2 separate regions of the Mus musculus genome follow, and region 1 is linked to region 2. The links are chromatin loops, found by intact Hi-C in ENCODE. Cell type or tissue: gastrocnemius. All regions are shown on one strand.

Region 1 (8,000 bases), 1.2 Mb after region 2:
ATGGGTTTGTAAAGTTTCGGTAAGTCCCTCCTGAGAAGGGCGCTCATACCCATGCCAAGTCAGATTCTCCACATCAGCCATTCCCTGCATTGCCTCCTTCCTTCCTCCCTGTCATCCTCATCTCCCCCCGGTATGTGCATGAGTCCCCTTGACCTCACCTGTACTTTTGAATGAATTGTACCCCATGTCATTCATCTCTCTCTCAAACTCATGTTTCCACGAATATCTCCAATATTTCAGCTCTTAGGTTCTCCCTCCCAACCCATCAGTAACGTGTGGTCCACTTCAGCCTTTTCCTTTTGTCATCTCTCATCCCTGTCCGTCAGACCCTGTCTCCTCCCTGTACTTGATGGTCCCTCTTGCTATCTGTCCTCATTTTTTCTTTCATCCCTAGCTCTACCTTGACATACTCATTCTTCATCAAAGGCAGAGCCATGCCTTGGGGCTCCTTTGTCATCCTACCACGTGGCTTGTGGGGAGGGAGAGGGAAGGAGGGTGGAAAGAAGGAGGGAAAGGAGGCAGGTCCTGAGAGTTTGCCCTGTGTCTGTAGAGGCAAGAGAATTATGGGTCTAGAGCAGCTAGCAGGTGGGTGCCGGAGAGGAAGCTGGCTGTGGTGGGGAAGAGATATTGAAGGACTACAAACGGTGGGTGGGCTGGTAAGCTGGGTCACTGCCCTCTGCCTGGAAGCCGCTGGAGTTCCCTGGGCACCCTGTTGCTGCTGTTCTAGGTTTCTTCCTGTCCTGGGGGAGAGAAAGTGTGGGCTGAGGCAAAGATGGCAGACCACCCATCTCCCTCTCAGACTGCTTTTAATGCCGTTTCCGAAAATGGCTGCCCTCCTCCAGATGATCTTTCTTCTCTGCCTCCCCCAACTCTAGGCTCCCCCACAGGCGTGACATGCTGGTGTGGGGAGATGGGGGAGTACCCGCCTTTATAGTGCCTTCTCTTTGTCAGAGTGAGGTGGCTTTCAGTACCATGAGTCAACCTAGCCACCTGCAGCAGGCAGGAGCTAAGGTCACTCTCCCTGCCTATCTGGGGCCCCCTTAACTGTCACAGCCCTCACTCCTGCCAGGACGCCTTGTACACTTTACTACTGTGAGGTAGTCAGGGGCAGAAAGGCAGGCCTCAGCTCTGGCTGCCAGGACATTGTTAGAAAGACTCTGGTTCTCCCTGTTTTACAAGGGTTGGCTACACCTCAAAAAGGCTAAAGGATGGCACGTGGCCACTCCTTCATATCCCCTCCCTTCATATCCTCCTCAGGTCCACTGATGGAAGCAGGTTAAGAGTAGGAACCCTGGCTTGATGTCCTTGGGCCCCACTTAGGAGTATTAGCCTAGCATGGAGTCAGATCCTAAAATGTAAGGGTAGGTAGAGGAGGGGCTTGCAGCAAAGGGATTTAAGACATGGAGGTTAGTGTCCATGGTCTCCTGGCACCTAGGCTTTAAGAAGGCCGTTTCTCTGATGGTTTTGTTCACTGCCTTTGGTGCTTAGGCAGCGCAGACAAGCAGTCACACTTCAGTGTGTAAATACTGGGAAATGAGTAAAGGCAATGTTACCCTGGCTGGGGGAGAGAGTGTCCCCCTGCTAACGAGGGTGTTAGAAACAGCAGTTTCCAAAGGTGTGAGTCACTCTGTGATCTGAGTCACATGTGAGGCTTAGCATAGTCTGGGGGACAAGGACAGAGAGATCTGGGGTCCCCGGTGGCAGAAAAGACTCCAAACTCCCATACCCCAATTCAGCTGGCTGGAGACTGGAGCCTGTTCCCCATCCTAGGCTCCTGACCCAGCTGTCCTCAGCCCGGGCATCATGCCTGAGGTGTGGCGTAGGAGAGACTGTGAAGCTCAGGTGACCTCACTCAGTGCACTGACCTTCGCCAGCTTCTGTGTGTGTCTGTCAGTCCACAGTGCCATTTCGCTCAGAAGGGCCTCTCGGGGGTCCTCAGGCTGGCCCCAAGGGCCTGGGCCTCTGCCTAGCCCCAAGAAGTAGGCCACAATCTTCAGCCAGAAGCTGAGACGGAATCATGGAATGGTTCATGTCAGAACGGGAAGACATCATCTAGCCCAAAACTTTCATTTTACAGATGGGGAGACAGAGGCCCAGAGAATAGGCATGACCTGCTGAAGGTCACACAGGGAGTCATTTAAGGACTGCAGGATCATCAGGAGTGGGCCTGGGCTGTAGAGAGTAGGGCATCAAAGACTGGCCCTGGGCTCTTTCAGGAACAAGGAGCCCAGCACCGGTCCAGTGGCTGTGATGGGAAAAGATTATTACAAGATTCTTGGGATCCCGTCTGGGGCCAATGAGGATGAGATCAAGAAGGCCTATCGGAAGATGGCCTTGAAGTACCACCCAGACAAGAACAAAGAGCCCAACGCCGAGGAGAAGTTTAAGGAGATTGCTGAGGCCTACGATGTGCTGAGTGACCCTAAGAAGCGGAGCCTGTACGACCAGTATGGTGAGGAAGGTAAGGAGACAGAGCACCAGACCCCGTTTGTCTGGAGCCCTGGGTGAGCCCTGGTTCTCGGAGCAGCAGCAGCGTTGAGGGAGGCAAGTTCCCTCACTTACCTGGCCCCGACTCACTCTCCTCCCCACCACACTCTTCTCCCTCCCTCATCCCCTTCTGGCCCTAGAGAGGCCTGGACACTGTGCCAGAGGCCTCCCCCTCCCCCCACCTTCTTCCCTTCCCAGCCTTATTAGTCCTGCCTGAAGTGCCCGCTGCTTCATTGGCTGATCAGAAAGGTTGGGGAGAGAGAGAGAGCCTGTGACTCTCTGAGGACGGCATTTACATTCATCAGCATAAAAAGTCTGGCCCCTGACTAGCCAGCCAGCGAATTAACTCCTAGAGTTCTGAGTGGAACCGGTTATTGCCACCCCCCCCAACCCCCCTTAGGATGGCAGAGGAAGTGGCAGGGGTCCAGGAGTGGAAGGGGAGATGTTGCTGGCATCTTACCCTCTCCCTAGGGCAGCTGGTGGCCCTGCACAGGGAGGGCAGCAGGAAAGGCCCAAATAAAGTCCCTGGGAGGGTGGCTCCTCCCAGCACATCCCACAGGCATGATGCAGCTGCTAATTCTGGGCCTGCCCCTCGGGGCGCCTGCCACCCGCCAGCCATGGGCACCTGTCAGGCTATATTAAGAGACATTGTCACAGCTGAGGACTCTCCTTACTGGGAAGAACTGTCCTTCCTCCTAACGACATCCTCCGCTCTTTCATTGTCCCCTTCGCTTTCCCCAGTCTACCCTCAGAATGAACCAGGCTAAATGACATGTACTATTCCTGATTAAGTGCAGGGGCTCAAGAGAATGTTCTTTGTGTCACCTCTTCATGTTGTGTCCTGCTCATCTCTGCCTCTCTCCTCCCTGTGCCCCATCTTCCCGACCCCCCCGCCGACCCCCCCGCACCCCCACCCCCGCTTTAGTCTCCATGCTGCGAGCTCATCCCATTTTTCCCTGATTATTCCCAGACTTGTCAATTCTCAGAGAGACCAGGCACCTGCTCAAATCCCCAGCATCCTCCCAGCTAAGTTGGGAGGATGGGAAGTATTGGGAGTGGGAAAGAAGGAAGCAGTGCGGGCACCACACCCCCGTGTGGCCAGTCTCAGAACTGCATTCGCTCCTGCCCTTAGCCCAACCTTTGATAGGAAGATGGGAGAAGCTACCCAGAAACTTCCTCCCCCACCTCAATCGGGACAAAGCCCAAGTGAAGGCAACACTCAGACTCGGACCCTAAGCCTAGACACTGAGTTCTGGGGTAGATCAAGTGCACTGTGACCCAGGGAAAACCTCTGAGACTGAAGGAAGGAGAAGTAGCCTTGAGAAGTCAGTTATATTGCCGTCCACCCTGCCTCTTCCTCAACAGCCAGCCAGAATCATTGTACCAGAGTTTGTGTGCAGCACTGGCTTGGCTTGGGACAAGTTGTTCCCTGCTTGAAGTGGGGTGGGTGGTGGAGTAGGACTCCCCACAGTGAGAATCACCCCCCTGTTGTCATCTAGCCAGCCTCCTGCTCTCTCACCAAGCTCTGCCTAGCTTCTTATACTTGCTTCACAGCTGCCCTTCAACAGGGAGAAAGAGCAGACCCTCTCCCCCAAGTCTTAAGAAAGGGGTTAAGAGGCAGCTGCCACGAGCCCCGGAGTGCCTGCTACTTACATGGCCTCTCTAATGAAACCCAAATCTGTCCTTGTGGCCCCATGAAACAAAACAAAACAAAACAAAACAAAACATCATTTAAGCCCAGGTTACCAAGACAAATTGAAATTTTAGATAAAAGGCCTCACAAAAAGCTGAGAATGTAGCCTAGTGCTAGAGCACTTGTCTAGAGCAGCGCACAGCCCTAAGTCCCACCCCCAGCACTAAATAAACAAGCCTCAGTGAGAGAGGCCCTTCCTCTAGCCTGGACCCCACCCCTGAATCTACAGGTCCCAGATCAGTCTGTGTTAATCCACATCCTTCCTACAGCTCCACCAAGCGTCCACCATCAAAGCGCCATCCAGAAATCCAAGTCCCTCTGACAAGAGGGAGCAGCTGGGTTATCCCTTGCTTGGTGCCATTGACTTGTGGTGGTTGCTCCACAAGTCAATGTGGGATACAGGGCTGGTATGGTGTTACTCTAGGGCACTGGTCCATTATAGTCTGTGTCTGTACAATATGGGAATGACAGTCCCTGAAGCTGTACAATACTAGATCACAATATGCAAATAAAGTGACTGGTATTTTTTTTCTAGAGAAAATAGCTCCTCATTTTCTTTTTTTGTTTGGGTTTTTTTTTTGTTTTATTTTGGTTTTTGTTTGTTTTTATTTTTCGAGACAGGGTTTCTCTGTGTAGCCCTGGCTGTCCTGGAACTCACTCTGTAGACCAGGCTGGCCTTGAACTCAGAAATCCGCCTGCCTCTGCCTCCCAAGTGCTGGGATTAAAGGCGTGTGCCACCATGCCTGGCTCAGCTCCTCATTTTCATGTCAATGAGTTTTCTTGATTTTTGAGAACTCTTGATTTCCAGTTTGAGCAAACTGTAGGGAGAGAGGAAGCAGAGTGGAATTAGGGCTTCCTCCTAAACTGTATCCACACTAAATTCAGGACAACTCACTGATTCGCCTCCTCTGTGGCCAAACCCTGGCTGTCTCGTAGAGATATGGGAGTCAGGTGTGGCCAACAAACCAACCTTTATGAGGCGTCTTTGGACTGTGAGTGGGAATAGTTATATAACTTAAGTCATGTCTTCTAAGTCTCCCAGTCCTGACTTTCCCATGTATGGGTTAACTCAGCTTGACGGGACTCTCAGGATGCAGCTTGTCTTGGTTTGCTTTTTGAGACGAGGTCTCAGTATACAGCCCAGACTAGCCTAAAACTCTCAATCCTCCTACTCAGACTTTATAGAGTACTGAGATTACAGACATGCAACACCATGCCATGTACACATTCCTAAATAGATATCCAATTGAGTAGAAATTAACCTCGTCCAAAGCCTTTCTTATTCTGTCAGCGTGGTCCTCTCTGGGGGTTAGAGACTGCTTGCTTCCCTCAGCCCAGGAGCCAGCATTTAGTGGCAGAGGGAAGGGACTGGGGTGGGGCGAGGATGGACCACACTGCCCCTAACTTCTCGTCCCCTTTAGGCCTCAAGACCGGCGGTGGTTCCTCAGGTGGTTCCGGTGGCTCCTTTCACTACACCTTTCATGGGGACCCTCATGCCACCTTTGCTTCCTTCTTTGGTGGCTCCAACCCCTTCGATATCTTCTTTGCCAGCAGCCGCTCCACTCGGCCCTTCAGTGGCTTTGACCCTGATGACATGGATGTGGATGAAGATGAGGACCCATTTGGTGCCTTTGGCCGCTTTGGCTTCAATGGGCTGAGTAGGGGTCCAAGGCGAGCCCCAGAGCCACTGTACCCCCGGCGCAAGGTACAGGACCCCCCTGTGGTGCACGAGCTGCGGGTGTCCCTGGAGGAGATCTACCATGGCTCCACCAAGCGGATGAAGATCACAAGGCGGCGCCTTAACCCTGACGGGCGAACTGTGCGCACCGAGGACAAAATCCTGCACATTGTCATCAAACGAGGCTGGAAAGAAGGTACCAAGATTACCTTCCCCAAAGAGGGCGACGCCACACCTGACAACATCCCAGCCGACATTGTCTTCGTGCTCAAAGACAAGCCTCATGCACACTTCCGCCGAGATGGCACCAACGTGCTCTACAGTGCCCTCATCAGCCTCAAGGAGGTGTGTGTGTGTGTGTGTGTGTGTGTTCGCACGTGTGTATGTATGTGCTTGTGTGTCTGTCTTTCTGTCTGTTAGAGGGTGATAGGAATCATTTCCTGCCTGCCTGCCATGGTCTTTTCCCGTGTACATCATCTTCCTCCCTCTCCACTCTTTGCCTACTTTTCCCTCACTCTGTGTTATTGTTTTCCAGGCGCTGTGTGGCTGCACCGTGAACATTCCCACCATTGATGGCCGAGTGATCCCTTTACCCTGCAATGATGTTATCAAGCCAGGCACCGTGAAAAGACTCCGTGGGGAGGGACTTCCCTTCCCCAAGGTGCCCACTCAGCGGGGAGACCTCATTGTTGAGTTCAAAGTTCGATTCCCAGACAGATTAACCCCACAGACACGGCAGATCCTTAAGCAGCACCTCCCCTGCTCCTAGGCTCTGCCCTGGCCAGTCTGGAGCCTACCACAGCAATACCCCCACACTCACCCCATCTCACGTGGACCCGGCTGGATGTCCACTGGACACTGGCACTTTTCTAAAATGCAAAGCCACTGATTTTCAGGAGACTGTTCCTGTTCCCGACCCCTTTCGGAGCTGGGCTGCTTTGGGGGAATGGGAGGGCGGTGGGGAAGAGCTAGCCCAGACCAGGGGTCAATTTTCTGTCACGTGCTTTGAATCCAGTTCCCACTGCAGTGGCTGGAGAGAGACTTGAGAGCTACTCGGAGCTATAGATTCCTTGTCCTGCCTGTAAATAGCATGCCCTCCTCCCTCTGAGCCTTGCTAACACTTTTCCTCTCCCTTCCCTTTGGCTTCCTCCTGTTTCTGGAGAAAGAGGATAGAAAGGACACCGCTTCCCACCCCACCCCGGGTGGGTCTGTAGTGTCCGAGGCCACTGCACAAGTGTCCGTGCACACGAAGCATTTGCCAAAATGGTCTCTGTCTCTCCGGGAGACAAGAAAGGACAGGAGATAGGAAGGGAAGGCCCGTTACCTGTGAACAAGGCTGTTCTTTGAGCACGAGACACTTTTCATTTGGGGCAGGGAAGTGAGCCAACACTCAGGAGCCTCCCCAACAGCTGCCCTGCCTGCACCGCACAGAGTTGGAGGATCTGTCCCCCTCAGCTGCTCTGGGGAGTGTTCAAGGGTGGAGAGAAGAAAAATGGGGCTGAACCATCCCAGCTAAGAGGTGGGGCAGGACCCATTTCCCAGCCAGCATCAGGAAGGAAAAGGGCTTTGGGGTCAGGTGGCAGCTGTTCCCCACCAAGAGATTCAGGATCACAGGTTTCCCCCCATATCTCTGAACTCAGGGCCTAGCCACCCCAAACTTCCAAGCCCCACTTTTGTGATATGTGAAGCTGCTTCTTTCTTACTTGGAGGCTGTGTTGGAAGCGTCCAGCCCCTCTCTGCCTGTGTGACCCCCACCCCACCCCACCCCACTCCCACAGTTGTATAGAAGTCGAATAGTGAAGGAGCTGGGAGAAAACTGCTTCAGCTGGTCTTGGGGTGGGGTTCTTAGGTTTTCTCACTTTGACAAGCCCCTGAATGTTTTTATAGTAGTTTTTTGTATTTTTTTGTAATGACAGTATTATGAAAAAAATAAAGTATTTTAAAAATATAGCCTCTGCGCAGAAGCAGTAACCCTGGTGCAGGCAGGAACACAGAGCCACTGTCAGCCTCCTTCCAGGGTCCTGGGCACCCCAGGAAAGCCGGTCAACCTTAGCATATGCTGAGGCTCAACTCTTCTTCCTATAAGCTCTGACCTCTTGGAATTCCAGAACATATACCCCAAACGACAACGCTAGAAGCCAC
Region 2 (8,000 bases):
GACTTGATGTCTGTGTGACTATTGAATATCTCTCTCCTTTCTACCCAATAGATCTTTGAAAATAAAGGAGCCATGATGGGCTGTTCTAACCCCCATCCCCACTGCCAGGCAAGTATGTGACAGGCCTTAATGGCTTTCTTGGCTGAGTCCACCGGCATTGTGGACAGGACTACTAGATTAAGAGATAGGGCAAAAGAAATACATTGGTAATTCGGAGGCTCAGAGATAATGGGCTGGCCTGCTCTTCTTTGTGCTTGCCCTTTGACAGGTTTGGGCTAGCAGCTTCCTGCCAGATATCGCCCAGCGTGAAGAGCGATCCCAGCAGACCTATCACAGCCAGCATGGAAAACCTTTGTTATTGGAATATGGTCACCAAGAGCTCCTCAGGAAGGTAGACCAGACCTTTTACCCTCACAGAGAGACGTGCTTTAAAGGGGGATAGGACATTAGCAGCCACCTAAAGGAATATTATGGTGGCTTAGGGTAGGTGCTAGTGAGAGCCTTCTGTTTCCCTGCGGCCTGTGCCCTTCCCCCTCTCACATGCACGATTCACTTCCATTCTGTGCGTCCAGGAACGTCTGGTCCTAACCAGTGAGCACTGGATAGTTCTGGTCCCCTTCTGGGCAGTGTGGCCTTTCCAGACACTTCTGCTGCCCCGGCGGCACGTGCGGCGGCTACCTGAGCTGAACCCCGCTGAGCGTGATGGTGAGTCTCCTGGGTAGGACAGTGGGACTGGGTGCTGGATAGAATGGCCTTGATGGGACCAGCGTCTCTTCCCTGGGGGTGAAAATCAGGCTCTGATTCCAGATCTCGCCTCCATCATGAAGAAGCTCTTGACCAAGTACGACAATCTATTTGAGACATCCTTTCCCTACTCCATGGGCTGGCATGGTAAGGCTTTTGGGGTTGGGATAGCCCCAATAGTGTTTCTGGGCTTCTAGGTTCCGGCTTAGGGAACTAGAATCCCTACGAGGCCTTAAAGCACTTGTTGGCTTTAAAACAACTGTCCAGCGCATGGGTGCTGGGACTGAGAGAAGAGAGATTTGGTGACCCCGTTACTGATTGCTACCTAATGCCTGAGCTCCCTGGTGGAAAATACCTGGAGCTGTAATAATCTTCAGGGTTAGCTTAGGGGAGGGGCTAGACTGAAGGCTGACAAAGGGCCTCCCAGATCACCTCTGTCTTCTTCTTGTCAGGGGCTCCCACGGGATTAAAGACTGGAGCCACCTGTGACCACTGGCAGCTCCACGCCCACTACTACCCCCCACTTCTGCGATCCGCAACTGTCCGGAAGTTCATGGTTGGCTATGAAATGCTTGCCCAGGCCCAGCGTGACCTCACTCCCGAACAGGTCAGGACTCACATCCTGGGTCGTCATATCCGTTCACCTCATTTCCTCACGGGATCTCAGCAGTCTTGACCCTGAAGAGCCTCATAAAAATCTCTGCATTCCTAGAACTCAGTCGCCACTCAACTCCACCCCCTGGTGACTCCAGCTATCCTGAACTAATCTTCCCATCCCATAAGCCCTCCTCAGTATTTCCTGGGCCCAGAACGCCTCGGTACAATTCCAGGTGACCCTTACTCTCCCTGATTGCTTCTTGTCCCTTTATAGGCCGCAGAAAGATTAAGGGCGCTTCCCGAGGTACACTATTGCCTGGCGCAGAAAGACAAGGAAACGGCAGCCATTGCTTGACTGTGACCACATCAGGGCCTTGAATCTTTGTACCTGACAGACCTGGGACCTGGAGTTCGGGCAGATGTGACATCAATAAAACTGCGTCTCACATTTTAACCATGTTTTCTGACACCAGAGGAGTAGTGTGGACTCTTACATTCCGGAGTTTGGGTAAAGGCTAAGTGTGACTCCAAACACTCTTGCCTACGGACTTTGAAAAATTTGGTGCAAGAATCCCCTTCACCAAGCCAGACATGATGGTGTGTGCCTGTGATTCCACCACATTGGCAGCTGCATTAGGATTGCGAATTTGAGGCCAGTGTGGGTTACTTAGCAAGACCTAGTCTCTGAAACCGAAGCCATGCTGGATCTCATGTTACAGGTCTGTAATCCTGGCTCCCCAGGACACTGAGGCAGGAGGATTGCAAATTCAAGGCTAGTCAGGGTAGCTTGGTGAGACTGTCTGGTACAAAGGACCTGTGAAATAGGTCAGTGGTAGAGTGGGTGTCTGACACATGTAAGGCCCTGTGTTCAGCCCTAACTATAGAGAAGAAAATCCTACCTCTGCTCAATGTTCACTATTGTCTCCAATCCTCTTCACTTGTGATATGGATAGCATGCTAATTTAGGAGGCTGTTTAAAAAAATCTTATGTTCTTAGCTTGGCAGCGTCAACCGGAAGCCCAGAGCCGTTTGTATCACTGAGCCTGTCAGCTCACCAAGTCTCAGCCTCAAAGTTTGGTGGGGAGAGGGTGAGCAAAGTCCTAGTCCCATGGTCACCCCAGACACTGGGCTGCTGGCCAGAACCCTGGTTTTGTGAGTGGCCACAGTCAGACGCTGCTCCAGACCACAGGGGCTAAAGGGGCGGGTTGGGAGTGTGCGTGTGGCTTTGTGTTCTTGGCTTCCTGGATTTCCATGTGCAGCAGATGTCGCTTCAGTACTGTACCTATGCTACAAGAATTGCACTAAGCATGGCGAGGGCAGCCAGAGAGAGAGAGCCCCAGGACCTAGAATGACCTTGAGTCCGCCTCCTCTTTGAATCTGTTTTTCCTTGTGATAGTGGAGGAACCACAGGGCATTTGGTGTTTGAGACCAGATACCACTTGGTGGTCTCCAAATTCTAAAGCAAAAGTAAGAGCTGTGGCAGATGTGGAGATGGCTAGAATGCCTTTCATCCATTCTTTTCCAGGGGTAGTGAGTCTTGGGGTCGAGAAGTCACACTAAGTGTGGACAAGTGACTGGGCCTGACTGAGAAAACCCTGGTTCTCTCTCCTTGCTGTCTTCTTGAGACCTTGGAGGCTTGGAAGGGGGATGGGTGCCAGGGATTGGGAATGTTGCCTGGGGCTGGAAAATCAGACAAAGCAGGCACTTCCCTTGCTTGCTAGGTAGGTGGTTGGTTTCTTAGGGCATACATAAACACACACCCCCTAACCTTGCCTAAGGTTTGGAAATGCCTGGAAAGTTTTAAAAAACACTGCGGGAATCTAGAAGAGATTCTGATTTCAGTGGCGTGGGATACGGCCTGACTGTTTAAAAGTCTAAGAGAACTAGACCAACCCCCTGGCTCCCTATCTTATCTGGAGTCAGGGGCACCTTCATCGAATACAGTCAGCTGCCCAGTGGCTCACTAGGGAACCTGAGGCTGTGTGGACGCCAGGGACAAGGGCCTGGACACTTTCAGGCCTGAAGTCCCTGGGAGGACAGGCCTTCAGGAGAGGTCTAAGGAACGCAGCAGTTTCAGGTTTTGTCCTAGGAATCCTACTCTGGCACCCTCCTCTAAGTTCCAGACGGGACAGGAAGTGTCCAGAGGAGGTGGAAGTGATTGGCAGTTGGAGGCTCCAATGGGCCGAGAACCCCCCTGCTTCACCTCTCTCTTTCTATTGGCGCTGGGAGGAGCCGCCCCCACTGCCTGCGCTCAGCACTGGAGGGAGCAGAGGCCGGGGCAGAGGGTGAGGGCGGAGGGCGCTGGCGGCGGCTGCCGCAGAAGGTGAGAGGCCCTACTGGGACCCGGGTGTTGACTCCCAAGTCCTGCCAAGAGGGGGCGGGGCAGGGTGGTGTGTGATCTGAAAGGCAGGGAGTGACAGATGGACTATGAGTGTGTCTCTGTGTGTGGCGATGTCAGTGTGTGTGAGGCTCAGAAACTGGTGTCATTGGTGTGTCTGTCAGCGTCTGTCAGTGGGCAATTTTTCTTTAGGTGTTTGTTTGGGAGAAGGGCTGTGACCACACCGGGGGATGTGTTTTGGGAAGCTTCTGTAGGGTCTAGATTTTGTCTGTCAGGGTGGCTGGTTTGTGTGTGTGTGTACTAATGTGTGACTTCAGTAATAGTGCAACAGTGAGACTTGTGACCATGATGTGTCTTGTGTCCTAGCCTAGACTGTGTGGGAGTGAAGCTGTGTTCCTCTGTTCAGGAACTGCTTAAGTTGTGGAGGGAAACTGACTTTTCTACCCAGCCTGCAGCAACAGACAAGATCCACCCCCCAAGCCACATGGCTTTCCTTCTTCCTCTGTTCAGGAGCTGGTGGGGGCTGAGAATGGTCAGTGATAGAGCACTTGTCTGGTGTGAGCCAGGGCCTAGGTTCCATCTCCAGGGCTGAGACAGTAAGTCCCATCACTGGGCCACATGTATCCAAAGCCTCTGGATTCCTGGGGTTGCAGATGTGGCACATCTGTTTTTGTACGCCGCTGGGTGTCAAACCTAGGGCTCTGGGCATGTTAGGCAAACTCCACCAACCGAGCTATATCCCCGGTGCCCCGGTCTTCTGGTGTTTCTGTTTTCATGCCTGGCTCTGCTTCTTTACATCTCTTTCTCCGTTCCCATGATTATCTTCCTGGAGAGATTTTTATGTCTCTTCGCAGCTCCCCCTTACCCCCCAGGTGTCTCATGTTTCTGCTTTTCTGGTTCTGTCTACAGGCTGTCTGTCCCTCAGTGTCCCTCTGTCTGAGTTTCCTACTTATTCTTTGTTTCTGGCCACACAAGGACTTGTAGCCTTGCTATGACACTGGTCCATCTTTACTAAGAGCTCCTATGAGCTCCTCATGGTGAGGAGTTGCTTTTAGGGATTATAGGGTAAACACACACACATACACACATGCTTCGTGTGTCTCTGTGTCAATAGGACCTCTAGTAGGCTAAGCTGTTTAAATGTGTCTGTGTGTCTCTGTGTGTGACTGTATCTGAGGGTAACTGTGTGTCTTGTGTATCTGGCACCAAGGGATCAAAGGCATTTCCTGGTGCTGAGGCCCAACTGGTGGAGGGGGAAAATAGAAATGGCTGCAACCTCCTGGGAAGGGGGGGGGGGGCTGGTCTCTGGCCTTTCCTTACATTCTCCAGTGTGAAACCTGTTTTCCCCTGGAAACACAGCCATCTGTGCCCCAAGGAAACATTGCTGGAGAGTGGAAAGAACAGGAAGGAGTATGTCTGTGTGCTAATTCTTTTTATTATGTCCACATGTGTTCAAGTGAATATCTTTGCTTTAGTCAACTACCTAGTGATTCCCTGAGTAAGTAGGCTTTGGTGACTCTGTGAAAACAAAGGAAATCTTCCAGCAACAGAAGATTTCTAGAAGAGCTACCCCCCTCTCCTCCTTGCTAGTCCTGGTTGTGTCTCTGGCTTCCTTTCCAGCCTGAGGTGGGAGGCCTCTTTCCTTCCCAGGCCCTGTGGTGGGAGGGAATGAGAGAGGGAAGAGGAAGAGGTGGAGGAGGGGGCCTGCTCAGCTCTAAGGCCCAGAGGGGGCGGGGCTCGACATGGGAAGGAGGGGATGGTTCTGGGGTCCCACAACTCAGTGGAGCGGGAGACAGTTCTTAGCCTGTAGGAGGAAGTCTTGGAGGCCATGGGCACTCAGTCACTGTGATTATCAAGGTAGGGTGGGACTAACCAGGGTAAATGGGGCGGGACCCGGGTGGGGGCAATAAGACAGTCAGGGGGACACAGATATGTGAAGGCCTTGTTCTGCCCTGCTCTGGAGAGGTCCTGTGGCGCTTTGACTGAGAGCTTACCATCTACCCCTTTCTGACTACCTTTAGTTTGCTGCTGCTCCCCGCCACCCGAGTCTTTTCTCCCAGCCCCAACTCCTTCTGGAGTCCCTGCTGCACCAAACCAGACCTCTTGCATATTGGCCCCTGACTCCATTGCCTTTGCTCATGAACACTTTTCTTCCCCCACCCCCTGCACTTGGTACTGTGGCCCCCTGCATCAGGCGCCTGCTCCTGCAGGCTCCTAGTTCCCCTCCCTTCTCAGCCACCGCGTCTCCATCTCCATCTGCTGGCTCCTCGCCCGCTCCCAGCCTCTGGCAGGAGCCAGGGCATCTGGATCCGCTTAATTCTGCAGCCCCAGCCTGCACCCTAGCTCCATCCAGCCTCACAGGCTTGAGACCAACAAGATTTCAAGCCAGGCCCATCTGAGTGGCCCAACTACGAGAGCAAGAAGCCAGGCCTAGGCCAGAGGCTTGGCAGCTAGAGGAGGGCAGGGCCTCATGTTGGGAATATGGGGGGCATTTGGGCCCATCATGTCAGCTCCCTACCTGCGGGTGATGAGGTTTGCTGTATGTTGGCCAGAGGTGATAATTAGCCTTGGTCAGGTTAAAGGTGAATGCCAGAATTCCCAGCAGCTGAATCGTATGGGTTAATGGGAGTGGAGGAGCTGGTGCCAATCTTTGGTGCCAGGGGTGGGCGCCAAGGATGGTGTGTTGTGTTGCGGGGGTGGGGGGTGAGTGCTAGCACAGTCTGTTGCCTCTGGCTTTTGTTCTGGGCCTTAAGCCCAGGACTGGGATGAACGTGTGTGTGTGTGTGTGTGTGTGTGTGTGTGTATGTGTGTGTGTGTGTACACATACACAAGGACAAATACAACACTGGGTATATGGCGAGAAATGGGAGTTCAGGTTAGGTTCCTCAGTCATTTTCAATAGCTTCATTTCTCTTGGTATTTCAGTTTTCCTTAAGGAAGCCCCAGCTTTGGAGAGGGATAAGCCGGGCTTTAGTTCATAGAAGGGTAAGTCCTTAAGTGTCCCTCTCTCCACAGATGAGCAGCAGCTGCTCAGGGCTGACCAGGGTCCTGGTGGCCGTGGCTACAGCCCTGGTGTCTTCCTCCTCCCCCTGCCCCCAAGCTTGGGGTCCTCCAGGTAAGAAAATGCCTCTCTGGCTCCCAAGTGTAACTTCATGCTTGGGCACAATGACCCCACCCAGGGCTTGGCAGCCTGCTCCTCACCCTGTCGTTCTCGTAAATGGGAGAGGGTATAAAAGAGGTAATAACCGCCTTTTATAGGGGTCCAGTATGGACAACCTGGCAGGCCCGTGATGCTGTGCTGCCCCGGAGTGAGTGCTGGGTAAGTGTCCACCTGTCTGTTCATCTCATCCTTTCCTGACCCTGCCCAGCTCTTATGTTCCCTCCTAAACTCGCTTCTTCTGGCTGTAATCCTTGCTTGTGTGTCCTAACCCTCCAAATGTATTTATTCAATAGAAAGTGCTGCTAATGCTGGGGATGTCATTGGTGCCAGGCCTGTACAAAGCCTTGGGGGTGGGCGGTGGCTTGATCCTTAGTACCCAAAATCATCCCTCAGTGAACCAGCCGGTATGTTTAAATACCTGCTAAGTGCCGGGCCTGCCGTAGGCTCTGAGACACGACAAAGGCAAGACGCTTGCCTTCAAGCGCTTTCATCTTAGTGGGGAAGGCAGGCAGCAAGCACTCAAGAAACTTGGTCAAAAAGGAGCAGCAATGGCCAGGTTAGGGTAGCTCCTGACGGGCAGCAGTTTGTGGAGATGCCCTGAGGTGGGGGTGACCTCAGTGCTAAGGAACAGAAAGAAGAGAATGCGGCCTGTGCAGGAGGAAGTTGGGGTGATAAGGTAAAGAAGGCCACGGGAGACCACAAGGGACTATGTGAAGGGAATTTGGGCTTGGGCTTAGTCTCCTTTCTTTCTTGTTTTTATTTTATTCGTTTATTTATCTTGGCATTTGAGAGTGATCTGGAACTCACTATGTAGCTCCAAGTGGCCCCAAACTCATGAACCCCCTGCTTCAGCCTCCTGGGATGATTCTTACACACCACCACCCCAGGCACAGAATCGTGGTTTGATTGCAAGTGTGCTCAGAGAACAGTTGTACAGCCCAACCTCGTCTCTCTCTGACTCATCTCCTCATCTTTCCTCCAGGACTCCAGTGTCCTGGTTTCGGGATGGAGATTCAAGGCTGCTCCAGGGACCTGACTCTGGGTTAGGACACAGACTGGTCTTGGCCCAGGTGGACAGCCCTGATGAAGGCACTTATGTCTGCCAGACCCTGGATGGTGTATCAGGGGGCATGGTGACCCTGAAGCTGGGCTGTGAGTTAG

What was found. Hi-C counts contacts between places; a loop is a spot of excess contacts. Peaks named below come from ENCODE experiments on the same cell type or tissue, not always from the same donor. Only the 100,000 strongest peaks of a DNase experiment are listed, where the experiment ranks them.
Region 1: a loop joins it to region 2, with 5 times the contacts of the local background. A loop is called at or near these places in 3 of 42 quality-filtered maps.

What each region holds. Positions count from the first base shown.
Region 1 is chr4:42,950,925-42,958,924 of GRCm38, forward strand. It overlaps Dnajb5 (DnaJ heat shock protein family (Hsp40) member B5), which reads left to right. Exons shown (of 5, transcript NM_001355438.1): 2 at 1-19; 3 at 2,217-2,461; 4 at 5,602-6,203; 5 at 6,394-8,000. The coding sequence ends at 6,627. Among named protein-coding and RNA genes, the nearest start is that of Dnajb5, 5.1 kb to the left of the region's middle. In gastrocnemius, a CTCF peak has its summit at 4,479; DNase peaks (open chromatin) are centred at 1,028, 2,663, 2,943, 3,580 and 2 more places; H3K4me3 peaks cover 8,000 bases; H3K27ac peaks cover 8,000 bases.
Region 2 is chr4:41,756,888-41,764,887 of GRCm38, forward strand. It overlaps Galt (galactose-1-phosphate uridyl transferase), which reads left to right. Exons shown (of 11, transcript NM_016658.4): 6 at 52-108; 7 at 269-391; 8 at 573-705; 9 at 808-891; 10 at 1,197-1,351; 11 at 1,616-2,356. The coding sequence ends at 1,696. It overlaps Il11ra1 (interleukin 11 receptor, alpha chain 1), which reads left to right and starts at 3,556. Exons shown (of 13, transcript NM_001163401.1): 1 at 3,556-3,664; 2 at 6,695-6,794; 3 at 6,938-6,998; 4 at 7,822-7,991. The coding sequence starts at 6,695. In gastrocnemius, a CTCF peak has its summit at 3,708 (motif pointing right); DNase peaks (open chromatin) are centred at 2,498, 3,658, 5,397, 5,964 and 1 more place; H3K4me3 peaks cover 4,194 bases; H3K27ac peaks cover 5,946 bases.